Regions from separate parts of the Homo sapiens genome. Here region 1 is linked to region 2. The links are chromatin contacts, found by Hi-C or POLR2A ChIA-PET in ENCODE. All regions are on one chromosome and are shown on one strand. Each heading gives the region's core, a stretch centred on a gene start or an enhancer-like site at or near the end of the contact. The rest is flanking DNA. Distances are from core to core; before and after follow the strand shown.

Evidence for each region. Hi-C counts contacts between places; a loop is a spot of excess contacts on that map. ChIA-PET counts read pairs that join two places held with the same protein, here RNA polymerase II (POLR2A). Pooled maps may share reads with other maps.
Region 1: a loop to region 2 is called in a map of CD4-positive, alpha-beta T cell, with 5 times the contacts of the local background. The contact joins two enhancer-like sites. A Hi-C loop is called at or near these places in 16 of 168 maps with a recorded cell type or tissue (B cell, CD4-positive, alpha-beta T cell, CD4-positive, alpha-beta memory T cell and 9 more), 12 of 37 single-sample maps with no recorded cell type and 24 of 50 pooled maps. POLR2A ChIA-PET finds 5 or more read pairs at or near these places in 7 of 52 experiments (CD4-positive, alpha-beta T cell, activated CD4-positive, alpha-beta T cell, activated CD8-positive, alpha-beta T cell and 2 more).

What each region holds. Positions count from the first base shown.
Region 1 is chr7:142,707,220-142,713,858 of GRCh38, forward strand. It overlaps TRB and the pseudogene TRBVB. Among named protein-coding and RNA genes, the nearest start is that of PRSS1, 39 kb to the right of the region's middle. Within about 2 kb of position 4,677, at least 4 of the 41 ENCODE cell types and tissues checked have a DNase peak (open chromatin) inside an H3K27ac peak, as active enhancers do.
Region 2 is chr7:142,635,808-142,641,955 of GRCh38, forward strand. It overlaps TRB, the pseudogene TRBV21-1 and the pseudogene TRBV22-1. Among named protein-coding and RNA genes, the nearest start is that of PRSS1, 110 kb to the right of the region's middle. Within about 2 kb of position 1,609, at least 2 of the 41 ENCODE cell types and tissues checked have a DNase peak (open chromatin) inside an H3K27ac peak, as active enhancers do.

The DNA.
Region 1 (6,639 bases), core at 3,427-5,926, 74 kb after region 2:
CTTTACTTGATTTCTCCAGATTTTGGAAACTCATTGTGAATAGTCTCAATTTATGGCAATATAGTTATTTGCATGAGTGTAATAAGAATCTGTTGGGTTTTTGTTTTGTTTTGTTTTATTATTATTATTATTATTATTTTTGATAACAAGACACAATTGGAGAAACTGGTTATTTTACCAAGACTTTGATGGAATGGTATACTCTAAGGAATCAAACTTGACTTGCCAAGTCAATAAAAGCCCCTTGGGGAACTGGCCTCAGACCTTTGATACAACAGTCCATGTACATGATTTCTGACCTGTGGTAAGTAAACAATGTCACCTTCTAACAGGTCCAGGAGCCCCAAGTTATCTTGGGACCCCAAGAGGAGAGGAATTTACTCAGCTCATAGGTATTTGAGGATACAAACCCATGGTAGGGCTCGGCTTAAAAAGAGTCTTATCTAAGATTCCTTCTAAGAAACAAAGTTCCATCAAAACCAGTGTTAAAAGTCTATGTGAAAAATAATTATTCTTGCTGTACTTTATATAAATAATCAGGCCAAGTATAATAAAACAAATTGGTCTTACCATGACTTATCTTTAGTGAAAATGGAAAACAGGAGAAAGAATATTACGTTTCAAGACCTATGTTACACTTGGTATTAAATTCTAGTCTCATCAGTTGTTGTTTGTTTATGCAGTTTAGGCTAACCCTGCTTATTCCTATGAACCAACCAGTGATCTTTGCCTGCTACTCTGAAAAAACAAGGCATTTTGGTAATGTAAAAATCTGGATTTCATTCTAATTCTGGGCATGTACTGGAATTGCCTAGCCACCTCATGTCAGCTTGGTTCCAGTAGTTTCCCAGTTCATGAAGAGCCTTCTAATTTAGTTTACTTGGGATACTTTTGCTTATTTTGTTATATTGCTGTTTTACTCTTTGTGTAGGAATGCAGACTAAGCTTACTAAATGTTTTCTTAAACCGAATACTTATTAATCTTTCAGATATCACCTTTCGTCAGGACTCAAGAGTTCTGAATGGCCTTCATCATACTGAAGCTTTCTGACTGAGCTCCTCTTTACCCTGAACACAAGAGACCATAATAGTCAGGCAGAAATATCATTGCCCCTATTCAGCCTGAAGAAGTTACAGAAGATGAATCTTTGTCCTTCTACAACCTTAGGATTAAGGGTTCTCTTATAAAAGGGAAGGAGGAAATGTCTAAGACATATGAACTAGAGCAACTTCATCCTGAATAGGAGCTGAGTAAAATAAGGCTGAAACCTACTGGGCTGCATCCTCAGACAGTTAAGGCATTCTAAGTCACAGGATGAGATAGGAGGTCAGCACAAGATACAGGTCCTTAAAACCTTGCTGATAAAACAGGTTGCAGAAAGAAGCCGGCTAAAACCCACCAAAACCAATATGGCCATGGGAGTGACTGCTGGTCGTCCTCACTGCTACACTCCCACCAGCACCATAATAGTTTACAAATGCCATAGTAACATCAGGATATAACCCCATATGGCCTAAAAAGGGGAGGCTTAAATAATGCACCCCTTGCTTAGCATATAATCAAGAAATAACCATAAAAATAGGCAACCAGCAGCCCTCAGGGCTGCTCTGTCTTTGGAGTAGCCATTCTCTTATTCCTCTTTCTTAATAAACTTGCTTTCACTTTACTCAGACTCCCCATGAATTCTTTCTTGCACAAGATCCAAGAACCCTCTCTTGAAGTCTGATTGGGACTTTTTCTTGTGACAGATTCTGCCAGTTTCTGTTCTTGGCAGGTTCCATTTCTACAAATTCCTCATCTCTACAGGTTTAGGATCAGAATGTTCCAGCAGGGAGCACTACAGCTGTTTCAATCTTCAGGGAGACTACTCATCTTGGGAATAATTCCTTCCTTTGTCCTGTCAGCATAATGTGTATGGACCCTGCTAAGCAGCACCCAGTCATGAAAGTGCTGCCACCGAGGAAGGTAAGGAGGTTATGACAAAAAACACAGAACGTGACCCTCTGAACAGCAGGAGAGTAGAAACCGTTCTTGTCATCAGAAATTTCAGAGAGGAAGCTCACTCACTGTCCAGCTTCCCTCCCACACAATGGAAGCATAAAAATGGAAACCCATTTTGCACAAGAAATTAGCACGTTGCCCCTCAAGAGAATTATATCCTATGTTTGTTTCTGTAGGAGTGTCTAAACAGTTAAAACCATGTACCATTCACAAAAATCTATACATAAAACATGAATGTTTAGAAAGTGAACACATATAGAATGATATTTGTTTCAATTTAAGATGCCAACCTGGATACAAGTACACATTCAGTTTGACTAAAATTGCTGTAATAATAATCTAAAAGCAAAACTAAAGAAGGGTAGAAAAAGGAAGGTAACAGATTCCTGCCATTGATAATGGAAATCATAGCATGTAAACAAAGCCAATCCTGCTTGGGAAGTTCACCCTGAGCCTGCAAGGAATGTGGGGAGGCAGCATGGGGCGCCTGGATGTTACAGGTAGTTAGTTAGGCATGAGTGGGGCAGGAGAGGGCTCCCTTCCCCCCACCGCCCAGAATGTCAGACAATCTGGTATTGATTCAGAGATTATAACGTTGCCTCTCTAATAATAATGCATAATTCAGCAGCCTGAGATAGGGAGGTACAATCTCTTGCTGATCCACAGCTGTTAACATTAAAGTGTCAATTGAATGCAGGCACCAAGGAGAAGCAAAGAAGGTTTCCAATAAAATCTCAGGTATTGGGCAGGTGAACCCAGGTATGTGCATTGAGAGACAAAAGGGTGGAGTACGACCTTCCAGGGACACTCCAACAGAAACAGGAAGAAAGCGTCAGATGGGCATGCATACAACTTCCTAAACACACTGCGCATGCTCACTTCCGAAGTGTAAGGAGGGCACTGTGCATTCGGGCAGCCTATCCTAAGGGGAGAATAATGAGAAAGGGGCACAAGATGGCCGCCTATGAAGCCCCAGGATCAAGGTTAAATGCCACACTTGCTCTTCAAGTCACCTGCTTGGATCTCTTCCAAGTGTTCTTTCTTTTCTTTCCTGTTCTAAAGCCTTTTTAATAAGCTTCTACTCCTGCTCTAAAACTTGTCTTGGTCTCTTTTTCTGCTCTATGACCCTCAGTGGAATTTTCTTCTGAGGAGGCAAGAACTGAGGTTGCTGCAGACCAGCAGGGATTCACTGCTGATAACTCAAGATACCTTCCACCAGTAACTTGGAGATGACACCAAGAGACAACACAGGCAAAGGAAAGTGTATTAATTCTGTTTTAGGTGTAGAAACTGGAGTGATTGGAAAATAATTCCTAAAAGAAATTGAAAAGTCAAATTGTCAAGCAGTAAGTTCACCATCACATTTACCATAAAGCATGTAGAGAAATGGAAATATTTACACATCATGGTTGAGAGTGCAGGATTTGCAGTCAGACAGTTTCTGGCACTTAGTAGCTTTAGAAAGTGACTTAAGCCCTCTAAGCCCTCAGTTTTCACATCTATAAAATGAAGTAAATAATATAAGCCTCTCAGAAGTGGGGTGAGGGTTGAATGAAACAATATGTGAGTAGTTTAACACAGAGACTGGCACTGACTTAAGAAAGTATTGTGATAAAAGCAGCAGTGGAGAAAATATTTTGAATAGCTGTATGCATGGCAATCCTTTAACCTCTTTATTCATGGCAACTCATTTAATTGCCACAACAAATATGTAAGGTAAGTACTTTTATTATTTCCATTGTTATGGACTGAGTTGTGCTACCTTCTTCATTTCATATGTTGATGTCCTAAGTCCCAGTGCCCCATAATGTGACTGACTATATTTGGAGATGGGGTCTTTACATCGATAATTAAGTTAAAATTAGGTCATTAGGGTGGGCCCTAATTCAATATGACTGGTGTCCTTATCAGGAGGTTAGGACACAGACATGCAAAGAGGGAAGACCAGAAAGAAGGTATAGAAAAAAAAAAATTGTTATCTACAAGCCAAGGAGAGAGGCCTCAGAAGAAACCAACTCAACAAATTTTAAAAGATGTATTTTGGAGAACAAAACTGTTAGAATATATTTAGAACAGAAAAAAACCATTTCTTCTAGAACTAAGTTGGTCTAAAAGTGCATATCTTGGTAAGGCTCTGTGAGGAAATGACCTAATCTGGAGAGAAGCTGCTGGGACACTCATCTGTGTGTGGCCTGTGGCTCACAGGGGCAGGTATTCTCAGAACGCACATGGGATAATCACCATCCTGGTGTGTCCAGGCTCTGGGAACAGGCTCTTCCTCGTGGCTTTCACATGAGTTTCCTGGTGGGCTATGTAGTCACTTTTCTGCATCCTTCTTTTAAAGGCTCATGAATGTCAAAGTAACACAGACCCTGAGATGAGGCAGGAAAGTTGTATCGGAATGTTTTCAGACTATCAACCAGACCAAACGTTCTGGAATCCATAAGATCCAGGGCTGGGGATAAATTTAATCTATTAATTATTCTTCTGAAGTTGGCAGCTTTGAAAAAGATGCCCTGAGTCAGCATAGTCATTCCAACCAAAAAGAAAAAAGGGAAAAAATAATCATCTTTCCCAACCCTTAAATCGTCCAGCACTAACCAGACTCTGAGACCCTCTGCAGCAGCAGCCTATCAGTGCAGCCACATCCTCTCTGAGCGGATATGACAAACCCCAGGGGTGAAGCGACCTAACCTATGAGCCGCCACACACACTCAAGATGCCCCAGACACCCTGCACTCCGATCTTACTCGTTCCTTTACTGTTTTCATCCTAATTGCCCTCTTACACATTTGACCACACATTTTTGGTCTTGGTGGTTGTATTAGTTTTCTGTTGCTACTATACAAATTGCCACCCATTTAGTGGCTTAAAACAATGCAAATGTATCACCTTACAGTTCCGTAGTTCAGAAACCAACATAGGTATCACCCAGCCAAAATCAAGGTGTCGGCAGATCTGGGTTCCTTTCTGAAGGCTCCAGGGGAGAATCGATTTTCTTACCTTATGGGTTGTTTTCCTCTATCTTCAAAGGCAGCACGTTCTGTTGCTCTGACCCTACTTGCGTACTCACAGCTCCCTCTAAACACTGCCGGGAAAGGCTCTCCACGTTTAAGGACCTGCGTGATTACATTGGACCCACCTGGGTAATCCACGAACTGCTTCCTATCTCAAGGTCGGCTGATTAGCAGCCCTAATTGCACCTGCAGCTTTAATTCCCATTTGCCATCTAACTGAACATCCACAGCTGTTACGGGTTGCAGGGATTATTAGCACCTGGACATCTTTAAGGAACCATTCAGCCCACCACTCCGATGTTCCACTAGAGGGCACTAACATATTCCTGTAATATAAACATTAAAATTCAGATAATGGTGGGAGGGAAAGTTTGATAAAATTGAATACTGTATTATCAATTTTAAAAACTTGATATATAAATATGTCTCATTGGGGTCTTTCAAAAGCTAATCATATAGTACAAGAAAATACATAAACTGGAGTGACTCTCAGAACTAAAATGGCCTGAGCGTAAGTGAAATAGAATTTGAAGTGAGGTGAGAATTCTGCAGTCTATTCCTGGGCTCAAAATCACATAGAAAAAAACAAAAAAAGGTTGCTTTATATTTAAAGGGACAAGGCGTAGGTTCTCTTACAGGGGTTTTTAGGAAATGGTTCATCAGTTTAGTAGGTGTTAGCTTAATTGCTTTTATCGGGATACTGTTGCCCCGGTTGGGTGGATGAGCAGTCCCTAAAAAGAGAAGGAAGAGAGCAAAGACCGAAAAAGTATGAAGGAGAGGAAGGGATGGCATGGCGTAGAATGAAATGCTTTTTCATCAAAATGCAAAGATGAAGGAGATGTTTCAGAGTGCCCGGCCGTCTAGAGGGTTCTGTTTACTTTCCATTCCCGCTGTTAGGGACATAGGAGTCTGCCCTACATTAGGGAAATGGAATAGAATAAGTTTCTAGAATTCCTAAATATGGTGGAATTGGGTAGAAAAGATCAGAGGGAAGGTTGTAGGGAGGAAGGGTGGGAAAGTAAAACAACTGGCTCCTACTGTAAGGCTATTGGAGCCTCAGGCTAACAGCATCATTTTAGTACCTTGGTTGAGGTAGAAAAGGAAACGAGAGCAGAATAGCCTCATAGTCAAAGGAACACAGAAGGAGAAACCACATTGCTGAGGAGAGTGAATTAGCTGGTAGAGGGACAGAATATAGAATTAGCTACCTCCTAAATCTTGAATTAATCTAATATGAAAAGACATTGGGAAAAATTATAATACTCTGAAGTGTAATTATGTACCTGTTCAACTTTGAAACACCACGGAATGTTGGGAAATCCAATATCCACTAATAGTGAGCTATGTGGACGCGAGTAAATTCTGAAAGATTTTGCTATTTGGATGTCAAGGTTTACTAAGTAACATGAAATTATTTACTTGCAGTGGGTTTTTAGAATGAAAGTTGTTTTCCCTCTCTTAAGAACACCCGAATTCACAGCTAGGATATGGAGGATTTGCCAGGAAAATGCAAACACCTGTGGCTGAAGTAGAGCCAAGCTCTCTCCCTACATTTTTTTCCAGAAAGCAGTGGTGAAGAAATAGAAAAAGAGAGAATACTCCTCTTAGATCAGAGCTAAG
Region 2 (6,148 bases), core at 359-2,858:
CTCCAGCCTGGGAGACAGAGCAAGATCCGTCTCAAAAATAAATAAATAAATAAATAAATAAATAAATAAATAAATAAATAAATACTTACTTAATGTAAAGCAGCTGCTATGTGATTTTATAAGTGTGTCAAAAGCTACTATTTGTAAAGACCGAGTTGTATGATTCCTTACCTGAGATGGAAGGGAGGGGAAGAAGCAAACTGACAAGTTAAAAAAGTAAATAGAGTGTAAATTAGTTCAACCATTGTGGAAGACAGTGTGGAGATTTCTCAAGGATCTAGAACCAGAAATACCATTTGACCCAGCAATCCCATTACTGGGTATATACCCAAAGGATTATAAATCATTCTACTATAAAGAGACATGCACATACATGTTTATTGCACCACTGTTCACAATAGCAAAGACTTGGAACCAACCAAAATGCCCATCAATGATAGACTGGATAAAGAAAATGTGACACATATATTCCGTGGAATATTATGCAGCCATAAAAAAGGATGAGTTCATGTCCTTTGCAGGGACATAGATGAAGTTGGAAACCATCATTCTCAGCAATCTATCACAAGAACAGAAAACCAAACACCGCATGTTCTCCCTCATAAGTGGGAGCTGAACAATGAGAACACATGGACACAGGGAGGGGAACATCACACATGGGGCCTGTCGGGGGATGGAGGGCTAGGGGAGGGATAGCATTAGGAGAAATACCTAATGTAGATGATGGGTTGATAGGTGCAGCAAACCACCATGGCATGTGTATACTTATGTAACAAAAGTGCACATTCTGCACATGTACCCCAGAACTTAAAGTATAATAATTTTTTAAGTAAATAAATGTATGAGTGATTTTACTTAAAAAAAATAGCAAAACAGTGAGTAACAGAAAAAAAAAAAACTAAAAGCAGGCTGAAACTTACACTATTTTTAACAGCTAAAACAAAGTCTGCCCTCCTACATTCTTTGAAATTGAAATGACTCTGTCCCATGTACAGAGCATCTACAAAGGCTATGGAAAGTGATCACGTCACAAGGAGGTTGCTGACGGGGGCTAGGAGAGTGGGTGAAGAAGCCTTACAGAAAAAGCTACCACTACGATTTCTTTCTGAGCCAACCATGTGCCTCAGACTTCTCTGCTGTGTGGCCATTTCTTTCTGGGGAGCCAGGTAAGGCCCTGTTCTGAACTGGTTGAATTTCAGTTCCAAGACTCTCTCCGGTGGCTGCAGTATCAAGCTCCCTCCTGCGCTTTTTCTACAGCTGCTCTCTCCTTCCTCCACAGGCTCCACGGACACCAAGGTCACCCAGAGACCTAGACTTCTGGCCAAAGCAAGTGAACAGAAAGCAAAGATGGATTGTGTTCCTATAAAAGCACATAGTTATGTTTACTGGTATCGTAAGAAGCTGGAAGAAGAGCTCAAGTTTTTGGTTTACTTTCAGAACGAAGAACTTATTCAGAAAGCAGAAATAATCAATGAGCGATTTTTAGCCCAATGCTCCAAAAACTCATCCTGTACCTTGGAGATCCAGTCCACGGAGTCAGGGGACACAGCACTGTATTTCTGTGCCAGCAGCAAAGCCACAGTGCCGAATGTTAGCCCTTCTTAGAACACAAACTCATTATGGACCCAGCTCAGGAAATAAGTGTGTAGCAGGTTGGTAGGCACTACGTAACAGAAACCCAACTTGAAAGACAATAAATCAGAAGGAAAAACTTGTAAATAACAGCTCTAAGTGAGCAAAAAACAAAGGGGGGTTATTTAAAACAACTGATGGGGACAAAACCCCAGGGAAGGGGCCAGAAGGCATAAAAAGCTTGGATTCCTCAGTGTTCAGCATATTAGGTAAGATATGCTAGGTTACCCTCTCTCTCTCTCTACATGAGCTTTATGGATTTCTAACAATCTTTATTTAAAGAAGGGGATTCTGTGCTTTTCACTTGGTAAAGTTGTGGGTGCACAAATAAGAATGACAAGCGGATCAACTGTGTCTTTCAGGTAGACCCTGATCTTCTGACCCAGCACATTTCCTTGAACTAGAGACAGACTCTAAAGGGCTTTTTGACTGCTTCTCACAGCTCTCCCTGCCATAGAAGCCTAGTGGGAACCATTAGCAATTCCTGCCCTATGGAATGTTACAATCACAAATTTTTATTTTTATTTATTTATTTATATTTATTTTAATTTTTTTTTGAGACGGAGTCTCGCTCTGTCATCCAGGCTGGAGTGCAGTGGCGTGATCTCGGCTCACTACAAGTTCCGCCTCCTGGGTTCACGCCATTCTCCTGCCTCAGCCTCCCGAGTAGCTGGGACTACAGGCGCCCGCCACCACGCCCAGCTAATTTTTTGTATTTCTTTTAGTGGAGACGGTGTTTCACCGTGTTAGCCAGGATGGTCTCGATCTCCTGACCTCGTAATCCGCCTGCCTCGGCCTCCCAGAGTGCTGGGATTACAGGCATGAGCCACCACGCCTGGCCAACAATTACGAACATTTTTAAAGCAACTCTATTGAGACATAAGATATATATGGAATATGTATGCAATAAACAAATCCAACTGCTGCAATAAAACACACCCGCATTTTAAGTGTACACTTCAACAAATTTTAACACATTTTTATACCCATGATGTAACCATGATGACAATCAAGATACAAAACATTTTCATCGTCTCAGAAAGTCCCTCACATCTCTTTATTGAGGTCTTGTTAATTTCTCTCAGCATCGCTTTGTATTTTTTATTATACAGATCTTATATATATTTTCCTAAATTTTATTTTAACAAGATTATAAATGTACTCAATAAAAATATTTTCTGCCAAGATTTCACGTCAGCCTAATTCAATTTCGTCTTTACATTTTTCAATTGACATCTCTACCTCAGTATGTTACATAAAAATACCTTCTCCAGAAATTGCATATGGTTTGGAGCAACCATATGTGAGCTCACAGCGTCAGCCTCATTCACCATGTGAACCAATCAAGTGTCAGTGCTGCTCTGTTTCCAGGTAAAATATACTTATTTACATGTATTGGAAAAGCTGTGAAATTTCTGCAAGGTGTACTTTAAGAAGAGATACATTTTGTTAATGAAAACATACCTATGCGTTAAGATTAATTAAAGGGAATATTTTGCAGTTAAGCACATGATTTGGAATGAGGGGTTGCAGCCCTGCTGGTCGAGCCTCTGAATTCCATTCTTGTTTCTCCCATAGGCCACCTTCATCAGGTCTATAGTTCTACAACACAGAGTGTCAGTAGTAGGGAACGTTGTTCATGTGAGTGCAGGGAATACTTGGGATTCTGTAGTTTCTGCTCAACTTTGCTGTGGACTTAAAATTGCTCCAAAAATACAATTCACTAATTTAAAAATGGATCCAAGTATTCAGATGGAGAATTACCATATTGGAGGCACGAAATGGGAACATACTGTTGAATCTGTTGCAATATAGGAAGAGTGTTTAATGACATAAACTTTTTCATTATTTACTCCTTTATCTAGGAAATAGGACACTATTTAACACTGACTACAATGAGGATCTTAAATACAGTAGAACTGTCTAAATTCCATCAATAAGAATAGTGCATATATTACCAATATTGGGATCTGAGGTGTCTCAGAATTAGTAACACATAGTACTGTAGAGATTATTTTAAAACATAGTGTGGAGATAATTTTGTGATTCCATTTTAGGAATACTATTTCTGATTACATGGTTTCTTAGCATAAAGCCTTACTCTTTCATGCAAGAGAGTATATACTATCATACTATGTCCCTGTAGTTTTCTATTCCAATAATGCTCCTCAGGAATAAAATATACATGATAATCATGATGATGATATGGATAATGATGAATATAATTGATAATGCAGACAGTATGTAGAAAGATAGATGATAGAATTTGTACCATGTTTCCAGGACTAGAACACAATCATGGTAAGTATAATATAATACCTGTTATAATTGAAGTCTGTAAACAGTCTAAAGAAGTAGTTTAAATTGTTTCCCTTGACACCTTGACAAATCTGCAAACTACACATATAGGCTAAGTACTTCCGAGGCTATATGAACGTTCTAAAAAACATTTCCTGTCTGTGGATTCCAGCATAATGCATATTCTCTTCTAAGGCAGAAGTTTTTAACCTGGGATCCGTGGACCTCCAAGGAGTGCAGAGATAAAATTCAGGGAATCAATAAATTTGAATGGGAAAATAGATCTTTATTTTAACTAACCTCCAACTGAAATATACCTTTCCTTCTATGATATAATGAGTAAACCATAGTAGTTTTAGTAATATCAGTGACAAAGTCAATGACAGAAATCACAGACATTTGCTTATATGTTGCATAGATGACAGTTGATATAAAAGTCAGATATTTTCATACCACGTTAAATGCAGTAAATATACTTTCATCACTATGTTGAAATCATGACAGTTTTCAGATTCAGCAGGTTATATTTCATTTAATGAAATTTAAAGGTGTTCCTATATTAATATATGAGAATTTAAAAAAATTGATATCTGCATTTCAAAATAATTTTCTATATTCTAGTTTATGCATTTAAAATGTTATTCTGAGATGGGGTCCTTAGGATTTACCAGTCTGACAAAGAGGTCCCTGGTACAATGTGAAGAACTCCTGGACACAGAATTAGATCCTCAACGCAGGCATGATTGACAACCTGAAGCCTAGACCTACGCATTGGAAACAACTATGTTGCAAGCATTCTTTCTCAGAGTTTCACCCACACTGCCGCACCTCTTAATGCTTCTCACTCTAAATAATTACTTTATATTCTCTTTCTGTCTCTCTCCTGCTCTTTCTTTTCTCTCTCTCTCTCTCTCTCTGCCTTGTTTTTCTTCTAGGAGGGAACAGCAACAGCTTCTAAACCCCACCAGCTTGCAACCAAAAGTTTCATCATGAAAGCATCTTTTAATTGCAGATAACCTCAGAAATAGAACAACATTTGTCTACCAAAACAAAAGCATTCATTAAGAAATCAGCTAGGATCCTATTTTTATTTACTAAAACTACTTGGAAGAACCCATGTTATACAATGAATTTACACTCATACAAATTTCTACTCAGTTGGAAAATGAGACTTTAGTCAGCTGGTACAACCCTATGACCATAAATGTCTCATTTCACTTGATACAGTATTGACTTCCTAACTTCCTGTGAATTAGAACTTCAGGTCCAGAAAGTAATAAGAGCAAACGCAAATCTAGTGTTTCTTATGTACTAAGAACTGTTCTAAATGCTTTATTTATGTAATGTTCATCACAGGTTTTGGGTAGTTACTTATTATCTCAATTTTACAGATAAAGTGAAATTGAAGAGATGCTCTGTAACTTTTCCAAGGTTACATAGCTGCGAAATGGCAGAGACAGGACTAAAGCCCATGCCGTGTCCCAAGTCCCTGCTCTAATCCATTGTCACAAGGGAAGGGGCGCTTCAGACACTTTGCTATTCCTAAAATTGCAGGAGTAGCCCCCACCCCATCTCTACTGTATTAATTATTTATAGTGAATACAGAGGGTGTAGAGAATCGGTTCTTTAAAAAACAAAAACAAAAACAAAACCACTAAACTTCCAAACCCCTTCTTGTGTTGAGTTGAGCACAGGTGCATGGCACTCTGTGTATGACTCTGACCAGGAAGTGAGGGATTGGCTCTTCTGACCATGCAGGCAGGCACTTGTCCATTTAGAAGGGATATAAAAAGCTTCTATAAGCAGAAGAGGAGGTGCATGTGACTTGATCGCTCTAATTCTTAGTCTCACCATCTGCAAAATCAGCTGTGAAAATCAGTCATCACGTAGCAATGACAAATTCTTTATATTAAGTCCCGGGGAGGGGCTAGATCTCAGCCCCTTCCCTTGGCCTCTCTCTCTCTCTTAGAGCCTGTGTCTGTAACTTCAGAGAGATTTTGTCGCTGCCATGGGGAGCTGGGTCCTCTGCTATGTGACCCTGTGTCTCCTGGGAGCAGGTGAGCTCAGCACACATCCAGGTGGTCAATTCCTATTCTGGGCTTGCCAGGCCCTTCCCTGGCCAGCACCTCCCTTCCAGGCATGATCTCCAGCCTTTGTCTCTTGGACCCTTGGATGCTGACATCTATCAGATGCCATTCCAGCTCACTGGGGCTGGATG